Regions from separate parts of the Homo sapiens genome. Here region 2 is linked to region 1. The links are chromatin contacts, found by Hi-C or POLR2A ChIA-PET in ENCODE. All regions are on one chromosome and are shown on one strand. Each heading gives the region's core, a stretch centred on a gene start or an enhancer-like site at or near the end of the contact. The rest is flanking DNA. Distances are from core to core; before and after follow the strand shown. Region 1 holds the start of TMDD1 (transmembrane and death domain 1). Region 2 holds the start of FIGNL2-DT (FIGNL2 divergent transcript).

The links. Hi-C counts contacts between places; a loop is a spot of excess contacts on that map. ChIA-PET counts read pairs that join two places held with the same protein, here RNA polymerase II (POLR2A). Pooled maps may share reads with other maps.
Region 2: a map of uterus shows a loop between it and region 1 (6-fold over the local background). The contact joins the promoter of FIGNL2-DT here to the promoter of TMDD1 in region 1. A Hi-C loop is called at or near these places in 5 of 168 maps with a recorded cell type or tissue (Caco-2, breast epithelium, mesothelial cell of epicardium and 2 more) and 6 of 50 pooled maps. POLR2A ChIA-PET finds 5 or more read pairs at or near these places in 9 of 52 experiments (H1, HepG2, K562 and 4 more).

What each region holds. Positions count from the first base shown.
Region 1 is chr12:51,812,054-51,816,792 of GRCh38, reverse strand. TMDD1 (transmembrane and death domain 1) reads left to right here and starts at 1,868. Exons shown (of 1, transcript NM_001386737.1): 1 at 1,868-2,872. The coding sequence starts at 1,900. The coding sequence ends at 2,853. It overlaps SCN8A (sodium voltage-gated channel alpha subunit 8), which reads right to left. Exons shown (of 27, transcript NM_001330260.2): 27 at 3,929-4,739. RefSeq lists an enhancer at 1,669-2,168 and a silencer at 2,277-2,356.
Region 2 is chr12:51,846,907-51,851,229 of GRCh38, reverse strand. It overlaps FIGNL2-DT (FIGNL2 divergent transcript), which reads right to left and starts at 3,007. Exons shown (of 3, transcript NR_135803.1): 1 at 2,667-3,007; 2 at 920-969. It overlaps FIGNL2 (fidgetin like 2), which reads left to right and starts at 2,512. Exons shown (of 2, transcript NM_001384995.1): 1 at 2,512-2,690. RefSeq lists enhancers at 2,288-3,279, 3,478-4,186.

The DNA of each region.
Region 1 (4,739 bases), core at 619-3,118:
ATTGAATAGATGTTTCTTGAATAAATCCTCTAATTTCCAGATGAGTGCCCTGGTGGAGGATGCACAGGTTATCTTAAGAATGCCAAGAAATGGCTGGGGGCGCGGTGGCTCACGTCTGTAATCCCAGCACTTTGGGAGGCCAAGGTGGACGGATCACTTGAGGTCAGGAGTTTGAGACCAGCCTGGTCAACATGGTGAAACCTAGTCTCTACTAAAAATACAAAAATTAGCTGGGCATGGTGGTGCACACCTGTAGTCCAAGCTACTTGGGAGGTTGAGGCACGAGAATCACTTGGACCTGGGAGACAGAGGTTGCAGTGAGCCGAGATCATGCCGCTGCACTCCAACTTGGGTGACAGAGGGAGATTCTGATACAAAACAAAACAAAACAAACAAACAATGCCCAGAAAAGATCCTGACTTGTGGTGGTCTTGGTGGGGTGTCAGGAAAACTTCCTACCCAGGAGGGGAGGGGGATAGCTGGGCAAAGTATGGAGGCTGGAAACTGCATCTTACGTGCTGTGCCACGAGTCTTGTTGTGTTACAAGATAGTGAGGGCAGGAATTGGAGGAGTGAGGCTGGAGGAGTCAGCGGGGACCTCACTATGGAGGGCCTTCCATGCCCTGCTAGGAGCTGGGGCTCTATGATGAAGCCTTTGTGGGAGTTTAGGGGGCCGAGGACAGGACTGATTTGCAAGTTAAGAATTCACACAATGGCCCTGCCTTGTGGCTCATGCCTGTAATCCTTGCGCTTTGGGAGGCTGAGGCAGGAGGATCCCTTGAGCCCAGGAGTTCCGAGACCAGCCTGGGCAGCAGCAGGAGACCCTGTCTCTTAAAAAAACAAAAAATTCACACATTGACTCAACAAATCTTTACTGAACACTTATTATGCTCTAGTTGCCATGGGGACAATGTATGGACCTTGCAGTCTAGTTGGCGGAGACAGTAAAAAGGCCGAGCTGCAGTGTGCTGTGGGGCAGATAGGAGGAGTCCCTAATGGGGACACCACTAAGGGGTGTGACTCGGAGTCAGGGAGGGCTTCCCAAAGGCGCCTGACAGCAGGAGGAGTGCAGGCCGCGATCAGAAGGAGAGCCAGAGCCAAGCTTCCTTGGGGGAAATGGAATAAGTGCAGGTAGGCAGGGCCCCAGTGTTGGGGGGCAAGGATGGGGGCTGGAGGACCAGCAAGAGAGGAGGAGGGTCTGGACTTGCACTGGAGTGGGAGAATGGGATGATGGATTCATTTAATAAATACTAAACTTTAGTATTTGGTAGACAAGAGGAGAATTTAGGAATTGAGGCCAGGCATGGTGGCTCATTCCTGTCATCACAGCACTTTGGGAGGTGGTGGCAGAGGCGGAGGCTGGAGCTGGAGACCAGCCTGCGCAACACAGCAAGACCCCTATCTGCACAAAAGAAAATAAAAAAAGAGAATGTAGGAATTGATTGAATATCGAAGTTAATGGAGAGCAAGGGGTCTAGGGCTTTTCGTAAAGGGGAACGGTTGGGGAGTACATGAATTAGAAGAGATGTTGGTAACTTGTTCAGTTTGAGGTATTAGTGGCTATTAGGAGGCCTAGGGCAGGAGCTACAATGTAAAAGCCCAGAATCCTAGCCTCCTGGGGGGCTGAGAACCCCCTTCCTGGGTGTTGCAAGCCCTCTTACCCCAGTTCCTGAGTTTCGTGAGACCCTCCAACAAGTGCCATGTCGGAGTCCCCGTCTCCGTCGCTGGGTGTTGGCAGCCCCCTTGTCCCCAGTCCCCTCCTCCACTAGGCTTCCCGACTGTTCGGAGCCTCCTCCCTCCCACAATCCGCGGGCGTTCGGAACCCCTCCCCCATCACCGGCGCGGAGCCCGTCCACGTCCCCGTCCCCGCACAGTCCTCGGTCCCTGGTTCCCGCCAGGGATGGCGGCGCGGACTCTGGCGAGCGCCTTGGTCCTCACGCTCTGGGTTTGGGCGCTGGCTCCGGCGGGGGCCGTGGACGCTATGGGCCCTCACGCAGCCGTCCGTCTGGCCGAGCTGCTGACCCCGGAGGAGTGCGGCCATTTCCGGTCGCTCCTGGAGGCGCCCGAGCCCGACGTGGAGGCCGAGTTGTCCCGGCTTTCTGAAGACCGGCTGGCGCGGCCTGAGCCGCTCAACACCACGTCGGGGTCTCCGAGCCGGCGGCGGCGGCGAGAGGCGGCCGAGGACCCGGCGGGCAGGGTAGCCGGGCCTGGAGAGGTGTCCGACGGCTGCCGGGAGGCGCTGGCGGCCTGGCTGGCCCCCCAGGCCGCGTCCCTGTCCTGGGACCGCCTGGCTCGGGCCCTGCGGCGCAGCGGCCGCCCGGACGTGGCCAGGGAGCTGGGCAAGAACCTCCACCAGCAGGCGACGCTGCAGCTGCGCAAGTTCGGGCAGCGCTTCCTGCCGCGGCCCGGCGCCGCCGCCCGCGTGCCCTTTGCCCCGGCCCCGCGCCCCCGGCGCGCCGCGGTCCCCGCGCCGGACTGGGACGCCCTGCAGCTGATCGTGGAGCGCCTGCCGCAGCCCCTGTACGAGCGGAGCCCCATGGGTTGGGCGGGGCCGCTGGCGCTCGGCCTCCTCACCGGCTTCGTGGGGGCGCTGGGCACCGGGGCGCTGGTCGTCCTGCTCACGCTATGGATCACTGGCGGCGACGGCGACCGGGCGTCGCCCGGCAGCCCCGGCCCGCTCGCCACAGTGCAGGGCTGGTGGGAAACAAAGCTGCTCCTTCCTAAAGAGCGGCGCGCGCCCCCGGGGGCCTGGGCTGCAGATGGGCCAGATTCTCCCTCACCTCACAGTGCCCTTGCCCTCAGCTGTAAAATGGGAGCACAGTCTTGGGGCAGTGGTGCTTTGGACGGTTTATAAACGTTAAGAAATACCGAAAGAGCAGAGAGTTTGTTAATCCGTTGGAAAGGAGCAGCAAAGCCCGTGGGACTGCCGGTGGAAGAGGGGCTCAGGTACCAGGCTCCCAGGGTGGCAGGTGCACCGCCCAATTCTTGTCAGCTTAGCTTTTTTTTTTTTTTTTAAGAAGGAGCCTCGCTCTGTTGCCCAGGCTGGAGGGCAGTGGTGCGATCTCTGCTCACTGCAACCTCTGCCTCCGGGGTTCAAGGATTCAAGCGATTCTCCTGCCTCAGCCTCCCGAGTAGCTGGGACTACAGGTGTGCGCAGCCACGCCCCGCTAATTTTTGTGTTTTTAGTAGAGACGGGGTTTCGCCTTGTTGGCCAAGTTGGTCTCCAACTCCTGGGCTCAAGTGATCCGCCTGCCTGGGCCTCCCAGAGTGCTGGGATTACAGGCGTGAGCCACTGCGCCAGGCAGATTCCTTCTTATCTTGCAATTATTCTTCCACGAAGAGTTACCACTTATTGCGCACTGTGTGCCAGGCCTCATGCTAACTAGTTACATACATTATTTGATGTACTCTTCAAAACTCAAGGAGGAAGGTATTGTCTCCATCACACATGCGGAAACTCGGCCACAGCTAGTTAGTGGCATAGTCACGTTCTCGAACCTACGGCCGTCTGACCTGAAAGTTTGAGCTCCAGAAGGAAAGGTGTGTGCGCAATAAGGGGCTTGAAAAACGTGATGGGGACCAGAACAAGATGTGCAGCTCCCCCTCGGGGCTACTCTGGGGCTCTGCTGGAGTGTGCAGAGGCAGCACCACTAGAGAGGGGTGTGCCCACGTGCAGGGCGCCGCCTCCAAGGTGCTGCCCCCCGCCAGGCAAGGCCTCCTGACATGCTGAGTGGAGTCCCAAACCTTTCCCACACACCTGGGAGTGGCTAGGGCACTGCCTGCCCAGCTAAGGGGCTGAGCCGCGGTGAGCCCTTACGCAGACTTCTGTCCCCGCCACGGGACAGAGTGGGGTCCTGCGAGGTGGTGGTGCCTGTCCACCTTGGGCTTCAGTGTGAGGGCAATGACAGAATGACAGGCCAGTCCAAGAGGAGAGTTGAAAACAAGATTGACGTAACCCTTTATTGCAAATTCTAAAGTAAAAAGATGTACAGTACAAAGTAAAATTGAAATTTCATACTATAAACTTCCAATCCACTTACACATTCTCATTTCTCAAGCATTTCTGCCATTTCCGCATAAACAGAACAGGGAACAAGTCGAGGAGGTGAGGGAAGGAGATACAGCAAGGGGAAAAAATTGTCTTGAATAATCACAAACCCCAGAAGCAAGTGAAAGGAAAGACATTTTCTCGACCTGCTGTCCTGGTGATGAGAAGCGGGGGTGGTTGGAGCAGTGCAGTTTAAAATGGCTCTCAGAATAGCAGCATTTATGGTACCATTTCAGCTTCCTTAAGTCCAATAATACTTTGCCCTTCCCTAGCGCCTTTGCCTCTGTATCTCAAAACGCTTTACAAAACATTTAGTTAAAGCCTCACAACACCCCTGTGAGGTAGGTCAGTATTATTATCCCCATTTTACAGATGGGGAAACTGAGGCACAGAGAGGTTAAGTGACTTGCCCAAGGCCACACAGCGAGCCAGCGGTCAAGCTAGGGACAGAACACAGTTCTGTCCCTTTTCTGGAACCACTGGACCACACTCCCCTTTACCTATATACATTCTTCACACACACACACACACACCACATGTGCACACCCACCCACCCCACCCCACTTAGCCTCTATGTACAGCAAACAGCAGTGGGGGGCAGGGGCAGGGGGTGCCTCAGGAGTTTTAATGGAGGAAATCTTGGTAATCTTGGAAAGGGAATCCAAGAAAGCACAGAGCTGAACAATGGAAAC
Region 2 (4,323 bases), core at 1,758-4,257, 33 kb before region 1:
TGTGATGAACAGAGTATTTGTCAGCCCAGGAGGCTGGATGATGTATTAACAGGACTTTAATGAGCTCTGGGAGGGGGAGCCACACTTCATCGCCCTGAGCACTGGTGCAGGGTGGGAGGTGGAGGGGTGAAATGATCAACCTCACCCCCACCTGCTAACTAAACCTCTTAATATCACCCACAGCAGTCCGCCCATTGGAAACAACTCAGTACTGCCAAGCTGCTGGTCTTGCCCCTGGAGTCCAGCGAAGGCCTTATCCAGCAGGCTGGTGTCTTCCACTATCTCACTAGCAAGGCCTTCCTTAGCTTTAAGCTTGTCCTTCCTTTACTCCCGGACTCCTAGAGGATGAAGGAGAACCGGATCCCCGCTCCAGGGGAGCGCATGATCAATTCCTTCCTTCACACTGAGCGCCTCAGTCCAACCCCACTCCTGTCATCCCCCCTTCCCTGGAGCATGGTGGAGCAGGATCCCCATTGGCAATGCCAGACTTGGCTTCCTGGCACTAATCCTGCTGGCTGAGGCACCCAGCTCATAAGGATATTAGTCTTTCCCTTAGTTCCTGTCTCTGGCTGTCAGGGAACCTGACAGGTAGGGGTGGAAAAAGTGCAGTGGATTCTAGATCCAGCTTTGCTGTGTGACCCCAAGTGTGTCACTTCTCCTCTCTGGGCCTCCAGTGCTCCAACAATAAGGAAATAGCCAAGGAGTTCCTTCCAGCTGGTATCCTGGGATTGTTCCTCCAGCAAGGGTTCCAGTCTCCTAGCATGGTGGTTGTGGCTCCCTTCATCCTGCCTGATTCTGAAGCCAGGGGCTACTCTAGCACTCTGAGCCTTGACACGTCCCTCCTCCTGTGCCAGGGCAGAGCCCTGGGGGTGGGGAGTGGCAAGGAAGAGATAATTCTGGAGGTGGAAAAGACACTGACCTTGGCAAGTTCCAGAACCTGCGTGGGTGCCGGTTGCTTCCAAATGTGGGCTGGAAAAGAAGTGGGAGCTACTGAGGCCCTCCCCTTCTGTTTCCCTGAGTGGCACCTAAAGGAGTGCCCCAGACCTGTCAGACCCCAGAGCCTGCAGGGGAATCTGCATTAGAAGAAGGGAGGGGGTAGTGTTTGGAGTTCTACAGGCTAGTGGGTGAGGGCCAATCTTGCCCTACTGACACTCAGGCTAGGCAGCCACTCAAAAGGGAAACAAGCTCTCAGGAGAGAGGACCCTTAAGCACTGCCCTTGGGTGGAAACAGGATTGCCTTGGGACATCTGGAGGCTCAACAGCAGGAAGGTTCTCTGGACCCTCCATCATCAGCACAGCCCTCCTCCTACCTTCTCCTGGGGCAAAGCCGGTTCCTGGCCTTTATCCCTGATGAAGCCTTGAGTGTGTGTGTGTCGGGCAGAATTCTGTCTACCCTTCGACTGGGAGCTCCAGGAAGACAGGGCTGTGCCTCTTGGACTCTCTTGGGTATCCCTGGTGCACAGTCCAATGTTTGGCACAAAGTTAACACTCAGTATGTATCTATTGAACGGATGTCTTTGGACACTCTCAGTGGACTAGAGGTCTGGGATTCATCCCTCATCTTTTCTTCCTGCCAGTCATCCTGCTTGGCCCAGTGTGACTGCCGCCTTCTGGGCAAGCCCTCCAGTGGAGCCCTCTGTTTAGATCTCACACCCTACACTCCGCTGCCCCCGTCCAGTGCTCGCCCTCCTCCCCCGCAGCCACCCGCTCCCGGAGTGGCATCAGCGCAGAGCCGCGGCCTTGCCTGGCGGTGCGTCCTGCCCTCTGCAGCCCGGGAGGGCAGGCGCAGCAGAGTCCCGCGCGCAGTGGGTTCTCAGCTCACCTGGGGGCGGAGGAAGTGAGCAAGAGTCCTCCAGACTGGGGCCAGGGGGCCAAGGCAGTCCTGGGAAAGGGGGTCTGGGGCGGCCCGCGGACGGGGCGGGCCCAGGCCGGCTGCCTTCCCCTTTGCCCTTCGACCCAGGAAGCCGCCCACATCCAGCGGACACGCTCGACGGGCTGGGCTGCTCAGTCCCGGCCTCGGCCCCGTCCCCATGCCGTCCCCCACCCCTACCCGCCGGCCCGACCCCCACCCCAACCCCAGCTTCCCGCTCCGACGGCCGGGAGAGGCGGGGCGGACGGGTCTGAGAGTGGCGAAGGACACTCTCCACACCGAGGGTCACTTGCTCTTTTTTCCCCTCTGTGGCTAATTTATTTTAGAGCCAGGGGCGGGAGGGGGCGGGGCCAGCCGGGAGGGTGGCAAGGAGGGGCTGGGCGAGCCCAGGGGAGGTGGGGGCGGGGCGGGGGCGAGGTGGGGGAGGGCGGGGAAGAAGCCGGGGGTGGAGGGGCCAGAGAAGGGGCGGGAGCTGGGGGAAGAGAGGGGCACTAGGAGAGGGAGGAGCAGGGAAAGGGGAGGGGAGGGAGGGCCTGCGAGGGAGGGCCCTGGGGGCGGGCGAGGGGAGGCGGGGGTGGGGGTGGGGGTCTTTCCTGCGGGGGGAGCCGGGGCCGCCCCTTGTCCGGCCACCCCCACTGCCCAGTCCCGCTCCCGCCCGCGGCGGCCGCAGCAGCCGCAGCAGCAGCGGCTCCAGGATGGTGAGCGCCACTGCCCCCCAGCCCAGGCCTGTCGCCCCCGGCCCGCGCCGCCGCCCCGGTCCCCGGGCCGGACGCGCCCCCAGGCCGCGCACACTCACCTAGGACCCGGCCGTGATGCCGAGGTACGGGGCCGCGGGCGGGCCGGGATGGGGCGGGGGGAGGTGACCGTTCGGTCAGGGTGTCCGGAGCTTTGTCCGCCGGCCCGGGGCCGGAGAGGGCCGAGAGGGCGGGGGCTGCTAGTCGCGGGGTTCAGCTCGGCGGGGGTCGGAGGGCAGGGCCGGCGAGAGACCCTAGCGGGTACGTGGGAGCCGAGGGTCACTTCTCGGGGGGAGGGGGCGGGCAGAGCAGGGGATAGCCGCCCGGCCGCCGACGGGCACCCGTCTCGCAGCCCCCTCTGGTGCGGGGGCTGCAGCGAAAGCGAGCAGCCGGCTCGGGGGCGTCTGCTGGCCTGGGGGTGGGGAGCCAAGGTTTGCGGGTTCGGGTCCCAGAAGGATCCAGCGTCCGGAGCCCGAGGGCCGGCCCGCAGGCCCCTCCCACTCCGTCAGGTCTTTGTCCAGCGGCCCCTGTGTGTGTGTGTGGGAGGGGTGGGGGCTGGGTTACTGGCCCGGAGATTCCCCAGCATGGTGACGGGGCAGTGACAGGAGGCCGAGGCTACTTAGGGTCCCCGCGCCCCTAACACCCACCCTCTTCATGTCTTCTCCTCTGGCCCGGGAGAACAGAGCCCGCGTCTCAGAGTCAGGGGGTTGTAGGAGGCTGTACTCACCTTCACCCTGGGGCTACAGGCAACAAGGGGGACCCCCGGAGCGCCCAGCTCTCCAGAGAGGGCCCCTCAAACTTCCCCACCGCAAGAGCCCTCTCCTGTTCTACACAGAGATTCGCATGCTAGCAACCCCCCCGCCGCTGCAGAGGGTCCTTCGCAGATTGCTGAGCACCCTGTAGGTGATCAGCAAATGCTGGTGCCCTTCCCCAGCCCCGCTGGTCCCCCTGCCCCCGCCAGAGGAGGAGGCCTGGGAAGGGGTCTGCGCGGGGCAGAGAGCGCGCGGCCTGGACCCTGCGCCCAGCGGCGGCCCGGAGCGCAGGGGTGGGTGGACGGGTGGGTGGGCTGTTAAAGGGACGGTCACTAAATCAGGATTAGGCCGTAGGGCTGTCAGGCTGCCGGCCCTGTCTCCATGGATACCTAATTTGGAGGAGAATAGAGGACTGAAGAATGTTTGTGTTGTCCGCACGGGCTGTGGCGGCGGAGCGGTCTCCTGCTTTCCGCCCGGCAGCGAGGAGTGGGGACCCGGTTCCAGCCCAACTCTGGGCTTACGGCGCAGGTGGGCTTCCCGGTTCCTGGGCCGTGGGGCCTCCCCTGTGGAGCCGCCCAGTCTCTGGAGTGGGCTGGGCCCGCAGATGCCACGGTGCGAAACCCTCTGACCCTGCAGAGGGAGTCCCAGACCCTCCCGGAGCCTACCCCGAAATCCCATAGCATCCTCCTAAAGCCTCCCCGAGCCTCTCAGTCCGGAACCGACGCCATTCCCCGCTGTGCCTGAGCCCCCAAGGACGGGCGCGCCGGGCTGCCCGGTGCTGTGGTGCCGCCGCCACCCAGCTGTGGGACGCGGGTACCGGGCGGCCGCGCGAGCTGCGGGCAGGGGGCGGGGCGGGACTTCCTGGGGTGGGCGAGGAAAGGGGCGGGGCTTGCTGGGGTGGCTGGGCTGGACGGGTGACAGGCCTCGTAAATCCCCTTTCCCATGTTTAACACCATTTCATTTCTTT